2 separate regions of the Mus musculus genome follow, and region 2 is linked to region 1. The links are chromatin contacts, found by Hi-C or POLR2A ChIA-PET in ENCODE. All regions are on one chromosome and are shown on one strand. Each heading gives the region's core, a stretch centred on a gene start or an enhancer-like site at or near the end of the contact. The rest is flanking DNA. Distances are from core to core; before and after follow the strand shown. Region 1 holds the start of Ciao3 (cytosolic iron-sulfur assembly component 3). Region 2 holds the start of Mcrip2 (MAPK regulated corepressor interacting protein 2).

The links. A loop is a pair of places that touch in the nucleus more often than their neighbours do. ChIA-PET counts read pairs that join two places held with the same protein, here RNA polymerase II (POLR2A).
Region 2: a map of heart shows a loop between it and region 1 (3-fold over the local background). The contact joins the promoter of Mcrip2 here to the promoter of Ciao3 in region 1. A Hi-C loop is called at or near these places in 1 of 37 maps with a recorded cell type or tissue (heart). POLR2A ChIA-PET finds 5 or more read pairs at or near these places in 1 of 5 experiments (Patski).

Annotation. Positions count from the first base shown.
Region 1 is chr17:25,770,643-25,778,197 of GRCm38, reverse strand. It overlaps Ciao3 (cytosolic iron-sulfur assembly component 3), which reads right to left and starts at 4,422. Exons shown (of 11, transcript NM_026238.4): 1 at 4,311-4,422; 2 at 3,057-3,152; 3 at 1,089-1,232; 4 at 741-873. The coding sequence starts at 4,376. It overlaps Gm41550 (a long non-coding RNA gene), which reads right to left. Exons shown (of 3, transcript XR_876684.1): 3 at 5,654-5,788.
Region 2 is chr17:25,865,476-25,873,030 of GRCm38, reverse strand. Mcrip2 (MAPK regulated corepressor interacting protein 2) reads left to right here and starts at 4,293. Exons shown (of 5, transcript NM_026633.3): 1 at 4,293-4,406; 2 at 4,488-4,617. The coding sequence starts at 4,355.

The sequences.
Region 1 (7,555 bases), core at 3,173-5,672:
TCCTCCATCCCAACTCCTGGCACAGAGGTAAGCCAAAGGTTACCCAAGCCAGAGCCCACCAGATGTGACAATATGCCTGAAAACCAGTCCCTGGAGCCAGCAAGATGGTTCAGCAGGGGAAGGTCCTCACTGTCAAACTGGATGGCCTGGGTTGATGCCTGAAACCCACGCGGTGGAAGGAGAGACCTAAGTCCTGAGAATGGTCCCATGACCCACGCACGCACATGCACACACACACACATTCAAAATAATTACATGTGAAAATAAATACATGGAAAAAATGTAAAAAACCAAATAATAACCTAAGCTGGGCGCAGTAACACACCAGGGAGGCTGAAGCAGGAGGAGTGTATGTTTGTGGCCAGCCCTGACTACTCAAGCCAGGCTTCCAAAGTGAGGCCCTGTCTCAAACAAACAAATCTGCAGAGGTGACACCTGCAAGCATCCAGCACTTGCTCCACGAAGGCGGTTAAGACTAAGCCAATCTAGACCTAGTGTCAAAAAACCAAAACACTGGGTGGTAACCCAGGGGACAGGTGTTAGACAACTACAGTACAAAGTCAGAGCTCGGCTGCCTTCTCTCCTAAGGTCCTGACCTCACCATCACAGTGAACTTCAAGCTGAAGTCACACTAGGGAGAGTGCCCCTACTGTTCAGCTCAGGGTGAGTGACATGTGCCTCGGGGGGCGGGAGGAGTCCCGGAACCAGCCGCCCGCGTTCACTCAAGGTTCTGTGCCTACCTATTTTTTTGAAGAATGAAGTTAATTTCCTGGCAGTGTCTGTGGGGTCCAGCCGAAACCTGGCAGCCAGTGATGCTCTGGACTGCGGCGATATGGAAACGACCACCAGCCGCTGCTGACCAGGTGCTGCCTCCTGCAAAGCAAGACAGAGAAAAGTCCCTGGATCTGCAGGCTTTGTACTCACAGAGGCCACCGTGACATTCAGAACGCAGCCCAGAGCTCCAGGCCTAACTATGTCAGACATCACTAACACGGGTCACTGGGAGTCAGACGGGTGGGCCAGCTGACCTTCCCCTGATGACATATGTTGGGGCGCTGCGGCGGCTGGGGCTGATCCCCATGGCTCACCTTATTAGCATCTAGAACCTTCCGCAGTTCCTCGTGACTCTGCTGGGTGATGAGTACTGTCTCTGCTGAGGTGACACAGCCGCTGCACGCCAGGCAGTCATTCAGGGAGACCTTGGCCTTCTCCAGCTTCTGGGTTCTTCCGTCCTGGAGGTGAGCAAAAACTGGAGCAGAGAGTCTTGAGGGGGATGGTCAGGGCATTCAGCCCAGGTAGCCTTTTGTCTTGTTTTGTTTTTTTTGAGTCAGGGTTTCTCTGTATTGCCCAGGCTGTCCTGGAACTCACTCTGTAGACCAGGCTGGCCTCGAACTCAGAAATCCACCTGCCTCTGCCTCCCAAGTGCTGGGATTAAAGGTGTGCGCCACCACTGCCCTGCTCAGGTAGCCTTTTGACTTCCACTTACACCACTAAGAACCAGCATGAACCCGGGCAGTGGTGGTGCACGCCTTTAATCCCAGCACTCGGGAGGCAGAGGCAGGCGGATTTCTGAGTTCGAGGCCAGCCTGGTCTACAGAATGAGTTCCAGGACAGCCAGGGCTACACAGAGAAACCCTGTCTCGAAAAACCAAAAAGAACCAGCAATGAGAGCAGACTGGGCTCTTATGACACCCTCTTTTCATTTTTATTTACTTTTCTTTCTTTTTCTATTTCCTGACAGTAGGTGGAATTCAGGGCCCCGCAAACAAGAAGCCAACACTCCACCAGGAAGCTCTACCTTCAGCCCTGACACCCAGTTTTTAAATGAAGTGTGTATCACACACATACACAGATGCTTTAGACACCCCGGTGTTCCCACTGACATCAAGTTTCAGCTTTTGGCACAGGCTTGACTGGAGTACCAGGACCCCATGAGCAAGGCTGTCTTTCCATAAGTCAGTGCAGAAGCAACTGCCCTGCTGGGACTGGCTGCTGCTGCTCTGGTCTGTGGGGACAGGCTGGGAATAGAGGAGGGATAACCAAGAATGGAGGAAGGAAGAGAGGGTGGGGGAATGCGAGAGAAGGCTGTACAGACAGTAACAACTATCAGAATTGGTAGAACAGACCCAGGACCCCAGTATTCAAACCAGGGCCTCCAGGACACCCTCAGTGGTTCTTGTCATGCAAATGTGGTGCCAGGCTGAGCCCATCAACACTGCTGCAGATGCAGAAATGGTCTGAGCCAGGGCTAGGTGAGCTTCAGCTATTCTCGGAGCCTGTGCTTGGTGCCAATGCCCCAACCTGAGGTTAACCACGCCAGGAAACCAAAGGTCCACAGGCCCAGGCTACACCAGCATCATGCGGACAAGGCCACTTGTCCTTAAAGCACAGACCAGTGGTGATGGGCACCTTCCTCTGTCCCTCCATCCATGGGACCCCTTGTTGAGAACCAGGGCCTCCTGGTACACTGGGGTCTAGCTGATGCCACAGACTGTCACGAGGTCACTGTTGTAGACAAACAGCTGGGCTTGTCACTGCTCATGGCGATATGCACACCCATTCCCTGAACCTGCCCAAGGTTCCTCCCCTATTCAGAGGTCCCATGGCTGGGCCTCCCTTCTCAGGGCAGTGGCGCACGGTATTTTGAAGGGGATTCCTTAGAGTGCAAAGGGCAGCCAGGCAGGGTTAATTTTAACAGACATCAGGATCTAACTTTCAGATTAGAGGGAGGAGGGGCTTGAGGGAACCAACCCCCTCAAAATCTTATGCTACTAAACGTAGGGGGCAAAGGAGGAGGGGAGGCTCCTCCTGCCCCGTGCAGAACAGGACAGACTGGCTGCTCACCATGGCAGCCCTGTTCATCATCTCAGCTCCCCGTGGTCAGTGAATGTGACCAGTGAGAGAGCTGGGGAGATGCAGTGAGTTTCAGGGTGGCCACATCTGCGACTGGGAAAGGCAGAAGAAGATGTGTGTTTCAGATCCACACCCCAGCCTCCCTCCCCCTCCTGCCACCGCCAGCCCCCAGCAGGGATGTGGTGAGACCTCAGGGTCCTTACTTGGTTCACTTGGAAGTAACTGCCATCGTCTTCAATGTGGATCTTGGCTATGCCACTTCCTGGCTTCTTAGCCACCTTTACAGGCTTGATGCAATTCTACACCAGGAAAGACCCCACACCAGGCTCTATTAGGAGAAAGCAACTTGGACGGGGGGTGGGGAGGGTGGGGAGTGGGGTGGGGGGCTGGGTATGGAGGGCCTCAGGGATGGTTGGCTACCGGCCATAGAGTGAAGCTCACCACCGAGGCCAATTCTACCACCTTCCTGCCACTGAAGCCATGCTGAGCTCTGGTTGCCCACCCTTCTCTGTACAAGGTGAGGAGAATGCCATCAAGGCCACTCTTTCTCCAGAATCACCATGAAATCTGCTACAAACTCTATATGCAAGCTAATGCAAGAAGCCCTGACTAGCCTGCCCTTCCTACGTGCACATAGCAGCACACCCCCGGAGATCAGAGTGTCAGAGGCCTGGCCAGACAGGAAGGCTTTCCTTGGAAACATCTAGAGGTCACCTCCATCCCACGACCACAGATGAAACTCCATGTCTCTCCCCTTCTCTTGGACATCTCCTGTTATCGCTTCCTGAACCTTGGTGGCTTTCCAGAAAAGGGCCAGTCTCGGGTAAGATGGCCCAGTTCATCCTGTCCGTGTGGCAGCTCAGCCCGTCTTTTATGGGTCATGGGACTTGGCTAGCTCTGGAGACAAAGGAAGACCCAGCAAGGGCAGCAGCTCCTGTTTTCAGGGCGGTCTGTCTGTATCCCTCTCTCTTCCTCGAGGCAACGTCAGGAACATTAGCTGTGGCTGTGGCCCAAGTGGACATCAAACCTGTCCCTTCAACATGGTCCCTGTCCACAGAGATGACAACTGGCTCTGAGAGAGGAGTGGGAAGGGATATCTCACAGGTGTGTGGAGGCTAACTCAGCCCCACCATGTCTCTGCATCACCAGCTGGGTGACACTACTACAACAGTAACTTAAGATCACATAACAACAAGTCCCCCCACCTTTTTTTTTTAAACACTAAACCTGCCTGTCACCACTAAACACTCCCATGGTCCCAGGGATCGCTCCGGGCCCAGTAACCGCGTTGTCTGGCCCTCCCTGGCCTCAGTTGTCTGTGTTTGTGAAAAGGGAACTAGACTGACTGAGGCCCTGGGTCCTGGGCCCTGGGAAAAGACACAGACGAGAGAGGTTTCCCGAGGTGCACGGCCAGGCTCGGACCCTCCTCCTGCCCGACTCGCCCTTGGCCGGCCCACCTGAGATGGCCCGATGAAGTCGTCCAAGTCGGTCAGCTGTAGTGCCCCACTGAAGGGCGACGCCATGACAGCCTCACTGCCGCCGAGTGTCACACGGGGGTGTCGCAAAATGACACCAAAATGACATGCAGTTCCGCCACTCTGCCGGAAAACGCAAATTCCAGCGCATGCTCATTTCTCTCCGTCAACAAGCTTTGAAAAGCGTGCGCGCCCTCTGCCGGCGGCCTTGAGCGCTCGGCCCAGCGGACTCAAGCTGCAAGTTCCACAGCACAGCGTTCGGTCTCCCTTGCGTCCCTTGGTTGTGGTGTAGCAGGGTAGCAAAGACAAATAACGCAAAGAATGTAACTAGAGACTCAGAGTCTCTCCCGCTTCCCGTAGGGGTCGGAATCCGGATTTCATTCATCACCTTGACCTAGCAATACTCAAGGAAGGTTCCAGATGCAGTGGGCAGGAGAACACAAAATTAACTTTGATTCACTGGAATGCCTTGGAATGGGCTTACCAAAAAATGAGATAGACAAGTGCTGTTGAGATGTTAAGACTGGAGTGTGGGAGAACATTTACAGAAGCAGGTTCTTGGACTGGACCAGGGCCAAAGGACAGTTTCTGTTTGCCAGGAGGATTCTTGTTTTAAATTGGATATTTTCTTTATTTACATTTCAAATGTTATCCCCTTTCCCAGTTTCCCTCCCTCCCTCCTGGAAACACCCTATCACATCCTCCCTTCCCCTGCTTCTGTGAGGGTGTTACTCCACCCACCCACCCTCTCTCCCCTCCCCTCCCTCAAAGTCCCCTACACTGGGGCATCTATCAAGCCTTCATAGGACCAAAGACCTCTCCTCCCATTGATGCATGACAAAGCCATCCTCTGCTACATATGCAGCTGGAGCCATGTGTACTCCTTTGTTGATGGTTTAGTCCCTGGGAGTTCTGGGGGGTCTGGTTGGTTGATATTGTTGTTCTTCCTAAGGGGTTTCAAACCCCTTCAGCTTCTCCAGTCCTTTCTTTAATTATTGAGGACCCCGTGCTCAGTCCAACAGTTGGCTGCCTAGCATCTGCCTCTGTATTTGTAAGCCTCTGGCAGGGCCTCAGGAGACAGCCATATCAGGCTCCTTTCAGCATGCACTTCTTGGCATCCACAATAGTGTCTGGGTTTGGTAACTGTATACAGGGTTGCTGGGAGGATTCTAATGCTGGAAGGAGGGTGATACATAGATCCCTGGAAATTCAAACTCACCACCACCACCACCAAACCCAAGTCTATTAGAACAAACCCAGTGGACGGCTGGCAGATGTGAGGCATATCCAAGGCCCAATAAGAGAGACAGAGCAGAATGGCCTGGAACAGTAGAAAGAATGAAGTCCTGGTGTAATGTAGGTGATCCCTGAAGACATTACAATCAGTGGATTTCATGAAGCCAGTCACAAAAGGCCACACGTGTGACACCATTCAGCAAAAATGTCCAGGACAGGCAAACCTGCAGATGGAAAGCTGACCTCAGGTGTGGAGAAGGTTTCTGATCAGGGTGGTTAGAAAAGTCTTTAGAATAGATGCTGCACACGTGAATGTCATTTTTCTTTTAAACAGAATAGGGTTTCTCTGTGTAGCCCTGACTGTCCTGGAACTCGCTTGGTGGACTAGGATGGCCTAGAACTCACAGAGATCCATTTGCCTCTGCCTCTGGAATGCTGGGATTAAAGGTGTGTGCCACCATGCCTGGCTTTGTAACATCATTAATGTCACCAAAATGTCTACTAGAAATGGTAACAATCAGGCTGAGACGAGAGTTTGTTTGTTTGTTTGTTTGTTTCTTTGTTTTCAAGACAGAGTTTCTCTGTGTATCCCTGGCTGTCCTGGAACTCACTTTGTAGACCAGGCTGGCCTCGAACTCAGAAATCTGCCTGCCTCTGCCTCCCAAGTGCTGGGATTAAAGGCATTCGATACCACACCCAGCTGAGATGAGAGTTGATGTAGTGTTTGCTGTGCAGACATGAGGAATGAGTTGAGTGTGACTTGTAACATTAATGTAAAAGCTGAACACAGTGACATGTGCTGCCTGTAATCCCACTGAGAGGGTAGAGACAGGGAGAGCCCTGGGGCCCATGGCCAGCCACTAGCCAGCCAAGCCTGCTAACCTGAGTTCAATCCCAGGCCCTGTATAATGGAAATAGAAAACTGACTCTCTGGCCTCCACAGGTACAACATAGCACAAATGTACCCATACACATGTATGTGCACACACAAATGCATGCGATTTTACAAGAGAAAAAAACTGATGTACTAAAATCCTATACTCAGTTTTTGTTGGTTTTAGACACACCAGAAGAGGGCATTGGATCTTACAGATGGTTGTGAGCCACCATATGGTTGCTGGGATTCAAACTCAGGACCTCTAGACTCTGAAGAGCAGTTAGTGCTCTTAACCACTGAGCCATCTCTCCAGCCCTATTGTTTTGTTTTGTTTTCACTGAACAGCCCAGCCTGGATTCAAATCCTTTTGTTTGGTTGGTTTTAGTTTTTGGTTTTTCTTTGTTTCTTTTTGTTGTTGTTGTTGTTTGGTTGGTTGGTTGGTTTTTCAAGACAGAATTTCTCTGTGTAGCCCTGGTTGTCCTGGAACTCACTCTGTAGTCAAGGCTGGTCTCTCGAACTCAGAAATCCGCCTGCCTCTGCCTCTTAAGTGCTGGGATTAAAGGCGTGTGCCACCACTGCCGGGCTGGTTTTTGGTTTTTAAGACAGGGTCTTTGTGTATGGCCTTGGCTATCTTGAAATTCATTCTGTAGACCAGGCTGACCTCAAACTCACAGAGAACTGCCTGCCTCTGCCTCCATGTGCACTGTTACCACCACCACAATCCAGCCTTGGCTTCAAATTCTTTATCCTCCTACTTAGTTTATGAACACTGGGATTACAGGAGAATGCCATCACACATAGCAGGCTGTACACTGTAAATGGGGGCAATTGTACAGTATGTGAGTTTGTATCTTGATAAGGCTGTTAAAGACAGGGTAGAGCTATAGCCAGGTAGAGCGATTTATGCCTATAATCCTGCCACAGGAGACTGAGACAGGAAGATTGCTTCAACTTTTAAAAAATGGTTTATGGGGCCAGGCGTGGTGGCGCACGCCTTTAATCCCAGCACTCAGGAGGCAGAGGCAGGCGGATTTCTGAGTTCGAGGCCAGCCTGGTCTACAAAGTGAGTTCCAGGACAGCCAGGGCTATACAGAGAAAAAAAAAATGGTTTATG
Region 2 (7,555 bases), core at 3,044-5,543, 95 kb before region 1:
AGGCAATACTTGATGAGTGAGCATCCAGCCTCGCTATATTTCTCCCTTAGAGGCACTGGTGTCTTTGTCTCACACAGCCTGAACTGAGCAGGACTCACATTCTTTTCCTTAGCCCAGTCCCACGTGTCTATGGTCACTGAGTCCAGTGCCCCTGAGGTTTCTCCCCAGCCCTTACTGTTGCCCTTCTTGCTTCTCTGTGCCCTCTGTGGCTACTGTAACAAATTAACCCAAAGCTTGGTAATAGAAAACAAGTTTGTTTTGTTACACTTCTGGAGACCAGAAATCCAAAACAAAGGTGCTGGATCACTGTCTTGGCCACTTGACTGTGACTCCATCTCTGCTTCATTTTCATACCAACTCCTCTGTGTTCAGATATCCCGTGTCTTCCTCTGAAAAGGGCATAGTCAGGGCCTGGAGGCTCCACCCAGGACATCTCTCTTATGGTTCTAGCTGTGATCTCCCATATCCCTCACTCCCTCAGATGTCAGGCTGCCCAACTGACATTCTACCAAGGCTCCATCCTCACAGGACCTAGGAACACTGCACCTGGGAAGACTTCACTGTTGAGCCCAACCCCCAACAGGCTATCTGCCCCTTCAACACATCTTTCCACCTCCTCAACTGAGATCACCTCCTACTCCATAGAGATCACTAGACTCCCACCTCTGTCCCCACCCCATCCCCCTGACCTCATCTGCCCATGCCCTAACCTCAGAACAAGGTCACCTGAAAACCCTTCTTAGGGCTTCCGAACCCAACCCTGGGCTTCTGCTATTGAATGAATGTCTTGCCCTCTAGTTCTGGCCAATGATTATCTAAGCAAAGACTGAGTTTGTCCATTGGTGAGTTTGTATGAGACTGGGCTTTAATAGTAGCTAGTTAGGGTTGCATATTATTTGTAAGGGACCTGTCACAAGGGAGCTCCTGTGGTATGCATGCTTTCCACAGGACCTTAGATGCTTCCGTCCCTTACTGTGCTTCATTCTGACCCAACTGATCCTTCCTGCCCCTTGCTGGGCAGTGGTGGCACACGCCTTTATTCCCAGCACTCAAGAGGCAGAGGCAGAGGCAGATCTCTGTGAGTTCAAGGCCAGCCTGATCTACAAATCTAGTCCAGGATATCCAGGGTTGGTTCCAATGAGAAACCCTGTCTCAAAACAAAACAAAACAAAACAACAACCAAACTAGCATGAGCTCCCAGGATCCTGTTCTGCCTTCCTACCATGTATGAGTGATTAAACAGTATGCTGTAGGCCATCTGAGTCAGGCCACAGTGGCCTTGGAGGGAAAGGTCACTAAGGGTGGGTCAGGCATTATGTAAGTGGGAAGGGACAAGTTTAGCCAGGAAGCAACCCTCCCTCCCTCCCTCCCTCCCTCCCTCCCTCCCTCCCTTCCTTCCTTCCTTCCTTCCTTTCTCTTTCTTTCTTTCTTTCTTTCTTTCTTTCTTTCTTTCTTCCTTCCTTCCTTCCTTCCTTTCTTTCTTTCTTTCTTTCTTTCTTTCTTTCTTTCTTTCTTTCTTTAACATTAGCTATCTTTTTTTGTTTGTTTCTTTCTTTGGTTTTTCAAGACAGGGTTTCTCTGTATAGCCCTGGCTGTCCTGGAACTCACTTTGTAGACCAGGCTGGCCTTGAACTCAGAAATCTGCCTGCCTCTGCCTCCTGAGTGCTAGGATTAAAGGCGTGCACCACCACGCCCGGCAACATTAGCTATCTTTTTTCAATTTTTTATTAGATATTTTCTTCATTTATATTTCAAATGCTATCCCGAAAGTCCCCTATACCCTCCCCCCTTGCCCTGCTCCCCTTCCCACCCACTCCCACTTCTTGGCCCTGGTATTCCCCTTACTGAGACCTATAAAGTTTGCAAGACCATGGGGCCTCTCTTCCCAGTGATGGCTGACTAGGCCATCTTCTGCTACATATGCAGCTAGAGACATGAGCTCTGGAGGTACTGGTTAGTTCATATTGTTGTTCCACCTATAGTGTTGCAGACCCCTTCATCTCCTTGGGTACTTTCTCTAGCTCCTCCATTGGGAGCCCTGTGTTCCACCCAATAGAAGACAATGACCATCCACTTCTGTATTTGCCAGGCACTGGCACAGCCTCACAAGAGACAGGGTCCTTTCAGCAAAATCTTGCTGGCATATGCAATAGTGTCTGTGTTTAGTGGTTGATTATGAGATGAATCCTCGGGTGGGGCAGTCTCTGGATGGTCCATCCTTTCGTCTCAGCTCCAAGACTCACTCTTTCTTTCTTTCTTTCTTTCTTTCTTTCTTTCTTTCTTTCTTTCTTTCTTTCGGTACAACTCCAGGCCTTAACTCTCTTCCCAGATCCACACTCACCTTTGCAGTCACAGGCCTGGTACCAGCAGATTGAAACATTTCCTTCTGAAGGAGGGAAGCTCTTAAGACTTAGGAAGGCGATATGAAACTTGTGAAGCTCAGGAAAACCTCAAGATTCAAATTCCCAGGTGCTATATAACCAGGTGCCAAGTGCTAGGAGAGAGGAGACTTTGTTTGTTTGTTTGTTTGTTTGTTTGTTTTCGAGACAGGGTTTCTCTGTGTAGCCCTGGCTGTCCTGGAACTCACTCTGTAGACCAAGCTGGCCTCGAACTCAGAAATCTGCCTGCCTCTGCTTCCCAAGTTGTGTGCTGCCACCACTACCCGGCTGAGAGGAGACTTTTTTTTTTTAAAGATTTTTTATTTATTTAATATGAGTACACTGTGGCTGTCTTCAGACACACCAGAAGAGGACATCAGATCTTATTACAGATGGCTGTGAGCCACCATGTGGTTGCTGGGAATTGAACTCAGGTCCTCTATAAGAGCAGTCAGTGCTCTTAACCACTGAGCCATCTCTCCAGCCCCGAGAGGGGACTCTTAAGTAGGGTTGGGAAAGAAGCTCCCAGGATCAGCACTCATGAGCTGTCACCTATACTGTGGTGGGCTTTTTGGTGACATAGTGAGAGTCACCCATGCTCCAGTAAGTAACCGCAATAAACTCACTGGCTCATCAACTAGACATGAGTGAGATGTCTCATGCCTCCCTAGTACACTCAACAGTCTTCTCAGAGCTGGAGAAGGCCTTTCACTCTCCAGCCCCGCTCTGCATAATGTAAGGCCAAAGGCCCAGGGCCAAAGGAATGAAGGCTTGGTCACCTGGGATAAAAGTCCCCTGGAGTTCCTTAGATACTCTGGAATTCAGGTGGACCAGCTACCCACCCTCACTCCTTCCTCACTGTTCGTCTTGCTTAAGTGGTCCAAGACTTGACAGACCTGCCTCCCCTAGTCCCTAGTGCCTGCAGACTGACCCTCCTCAAATATGACAATAGGAACCTTAAGGCCAGGTGTTGGTGGCAGGGGCAGCACAAGTCTTGGCAGATACAGTTCAAGACTTCACATCACGCCGGGCAGTGGTGGCGCGCGCCCTTAATCCCAGCACTCGGGAGGGAGAGACAGGCGGATTTCTAAGTTTGAGGCCAGCATGGTCTACAGAGTGAGTTCCAGGACAGCCAGGGCTACACAGAGAAACCCTGTCTCAAAAAACCAAACCAAACCAAACAAAAAACCAACAGCAAAAAAAGGAGACCTGGGGGCGGGGGGGGGGGGTACGGGGGGGGGGTCAGGCTGCTTCCACTCTTGCTGGGTTCTTCCTCCTTCCAGGCTGTACTGGGAAACCCTGTGGCTCTCCCCACAGACCTAATTTCCAGCTTCCCCAGTAGTTGGGGAAAAGGCTCAGGACATGAATTGAAGAGCGGTTAGTATAGTACTTTAGGAATAGGGTACCCCCTGAGGGCTCTGTGTTCTCCTGGTCTTCTGGTTCCACAGTACTTTAGATCTACTTAAACACTCTTAGAGCACTCATTCTAAAGCTGACTCCTGACACAGTGATCCCCAACAATCCAGGCTTGTCCAGGCACTTGGCTGGGTGGTGGTGGTGTCTCAAATATGAGCTGGAATACTGGTGTTTTTAGAGACTGTTCAGGGTCCCTAGCACTACCCTAGTACACAAAGGGCCCTCCTCAACTGAAAGAGCCTCTCTCTCTGAAATCTCAGACAGATACACAAGCACACACATGCACACTCGCACATGCACGCTCCAGTCTAGAGATGGCATACCCCTTGGCGAGTACAACCCGTTCTTAGCTCAAATTTAGTGACTTGGCCAATTTTCCAAAGGGTTGGGAAGGCTACCAAGTAGGCGAAGCTCCTTTAAGGGCAGGGGGCGTGTGTGGGTCGCTCCGCCCCTTTGCCCGTCCTCCCTCCTTAAAGGGGCCGAGCCTCTGGGACCGCAAAGTGAAGCTGGTGGAGGGTGCCTGATCTGGCCGCTGCCAGGGGCGGGCGGGACGGCGCACCATGTACACTATCACCAAGGGGCCCAGCAAGCTGGTCGCGCAGCGCCGCACAGGTGCGCAGGGCGGGCGGGCAGGCGGGACGTCCTGACCGCTGGCTCGCGGCGGCTGACAGCGCCCTCCGCCCCGGCCCGCAGGTCCCACACAGCAGCAGGTGGAGAGCAGGCTTGGCGAGCTCCTGAAATGCCGGCAGCCGGTGCCGCCGACCGCGCTACCCGCGCACCTGCAGCCCTCGGCACAGACTCAGGGACCCTGGCCCCTTGCAAGGTGAGCCAGGCCGCCGGGCACGAGGGTGACCTTGGAGAAGGTTGATGGGGACCACGCGTCCTGGTGGGCAGGGGGCGGGGCGCAGGCAACTCGTGCACTTCTGCTCGCCGGCTACTTCTGGGCCCAGCTGGCTTGAGTGGACCCTGGTGGCCACGTGGAGCCTTGAGGGCTTCCGACCAATCCCGCCTGTCAAGGACCGCAAGTACTCAAAACCGAGGGACCTGGTGACCTTGGGCCGCTAACTTGGACCCCTTGGGAAGTGGTCGAGGTCAAAGTTGGGGAAAGTTGCCCAAGGCCCTGGCTCTCAAGGACTTCAGGCCCTGTCCTTGCAGAGCAGAAGAAGCGCACGTGTTCCCGCTGGTCTTATCAGGTCCCTGCCCTTCACTAACACCCTGGGACACTGGAGCCCTCCTCCCCAGCAGTTGCCCGCGCCTGTGGGTTCCAAGAGTTTTCTGATTTTCCTAACCCGCAATGTGTCTAGGGAAGTTCAGCCCTAGCTACTTGGATTTCAGCCAGTGTGACCTGGAAGTGATCCCACTCAACCAAGGCTGAACCTTTTACTTCTTTGGCTCCATTTACTGTTTCCTGTATCGGTAGACTGGACTCTGCAGGCATGTAGGCTCTACTCTGGTAGAGGTGGCATGTGAACCGGTTAAGAGAGAGCACCAAAGAGACCACAATCTCGAGGGAGGCCAAGAGTTAGACTCGTCTCAGCAGGGGAGTCTGTGTGGCTGGCTCCACCCCTCTTAGCTCTCAGCTACTAGGCTTCGGAAGCTATAGGTAGGAGATGCCTGTGTGGCCTGTGTTTGCCCTAGGGGACATCCGTATGACATCGGTTTATGTCCTTATTGCCCTTATGTCTCTGGGAGAACTCTATGGTGCAGATGTATAACCACAAAGTGGTTACCCAGACAGGGAGTTTGGAGCTGCCTTGGTGACTGGCCTATCTCTACCTGGGAAACACCCCCCCCACCCCCCACCCCCCACCCCCACCCCAGAGACAGGGTTTCTCTGTGTAGTCCTGGCTGTCCTGGAACTCACTCTGTAGACCAGGCTGGCCTGGAGCTCAGAAATCCGCCTGCCTCTGCCTCCCGAGTGCTGGGATTAAAGGTGTGCGCCACCACACCCGGCGGGAAAACACCTTTTAAAGTCCTTATTGTTGGGGGACAACACGGACAGGCTTGTGGCAATATTTGGGTCAGTGTCCAGGAAGAGGAGAAGGTAGTAACACTCTCCAGAATGCTGAGTTGCAAGAGACACCACACTGCGTGTTTCCTCTAAAAAGGCTTCAGTAAGATAAGCTGATGTGAAGGCCTGGACTCATCTGTCAGCAACCAGGGAGAACACCTGACGCCCGGGAGATTGGTTTCCTGTCCTGAGTTCTGGGAACTGAGGAGATAGGCTAAGGAGTCTTCCCTATGTCCTCTGAGGTGGCCCTTTCCTGGGCTGGGAACTCCCATCTCCAATAGGACCTTCACATGGAATTTTACCTCTAGTCCTTTGTCTTTTCAAGGCCACCCATCAGTCACCCATGTCCACCAGCATCAGGGAACACAGGAGGCACTGGTCATTCTCCTGCTGCTGTGGGGCAAAATCATGAAGCTTTCAACCCACTAAATGGCTAGGCATGGGTGCTGCCAGTTATGGTGGCCAGGCCTGTGCCTCTGACATATTCTTTTCTCCTGGCGGCAAGAGACAGATGGGGGAGACTTGAGATGCGACCATGTTACCACCTACCCCACCAAGAGCAGATTGAGAAAATGTTCAGGGACCACTGGGCAGAAGAGCCTTGGGACAGAGTCAAGGTTGGGAGTACTGGGGTCAGAATACTGCTAAATCTTGAAATATTGATTTTGAATCTTGATGCCCTTCGCTGTGTGTCACAGGCAGGGAGATCCCAGGCTGAAAGATGAGTGACCGGTCACCTTGAGGGGGTAGGAGAGTACATGAGAGGATGTCTATGGGGCACTATGGCCTGGTGCTGCAGCAGGCAGTGGGCCTAGAAGTGGATACAGGTGCACTCTGGGATTAGTGCCCTTTCCCCTACAGAGCCTGGTCTTATATAACCACGGCCTCTAAGCAGAAGCTGGGCAGGGCTCAGCATGGTGGTGCAGCACTTGCCCTCTGGGGCCCTTTCCAGCTCCAGGGCCACCACCTTAATCCACAGCCCCTGGCTGGGATTTCCTTTTGTTTGTTTTTTAAAGAATCAATGTAAGGCACAGGTAGGTGTGCTACTACACACCCACCTATGTCCTGGTACTTAGGAGGATGTCTGTTAGTCTAGATCCCGCCTCAACCAAACAAAAGACATAAAAAGACTCAGTGTCCAATCCCAACAGCTCGCTCGCATTGAGCTTCAGCCCTTTCGGGGGCAGAGGTGGTTGCAGGCAAGGGGGTGGGGGTTTCCATTTGGAATGCCTTTATGCACCGGGGCATGGTGGCTTGAGCCTTTAATCCCAGTACTTGGGAGGCAGAGGCAGGCATATTTCTGAGTTTGAGGACAGCCAGGTCTACAGAGTGAGTTCCAGGACAGCCAGGACCACACAGAGAGACCCTGTCTAGAAAAAAATAAAAATGCCTTTATGCCCTCTAGTTTACCAAATACACAGGTACCCGTGGGTTTGGGAGGAGTCCTGCCTCCTCTGGTCTCCACTGGCACATCTAAAATTTTCTGTAGCCACCAGACCTGGCCAGACCTGGGGCTGGCAGGACCCTGTACCCCTCAAGACCCTCCTCTTTATTTTAGTGCCCCTCTCACCTGAGGAGGAACCCAGAGCGGCGTGGGGCACCTGAGCCCAGGAAGGCGAGCAGGCCTGCCGGGACCGCGAGTGCCTGGCGGAGTGGCAGGTGCAGCCCAGGACTCCCACCTCCTACTGTAGGTGCGGCCCCATTCCCTCCGTGGCCCCACCCCAGGCTTCACGAGCACAGGGCTTGGTCA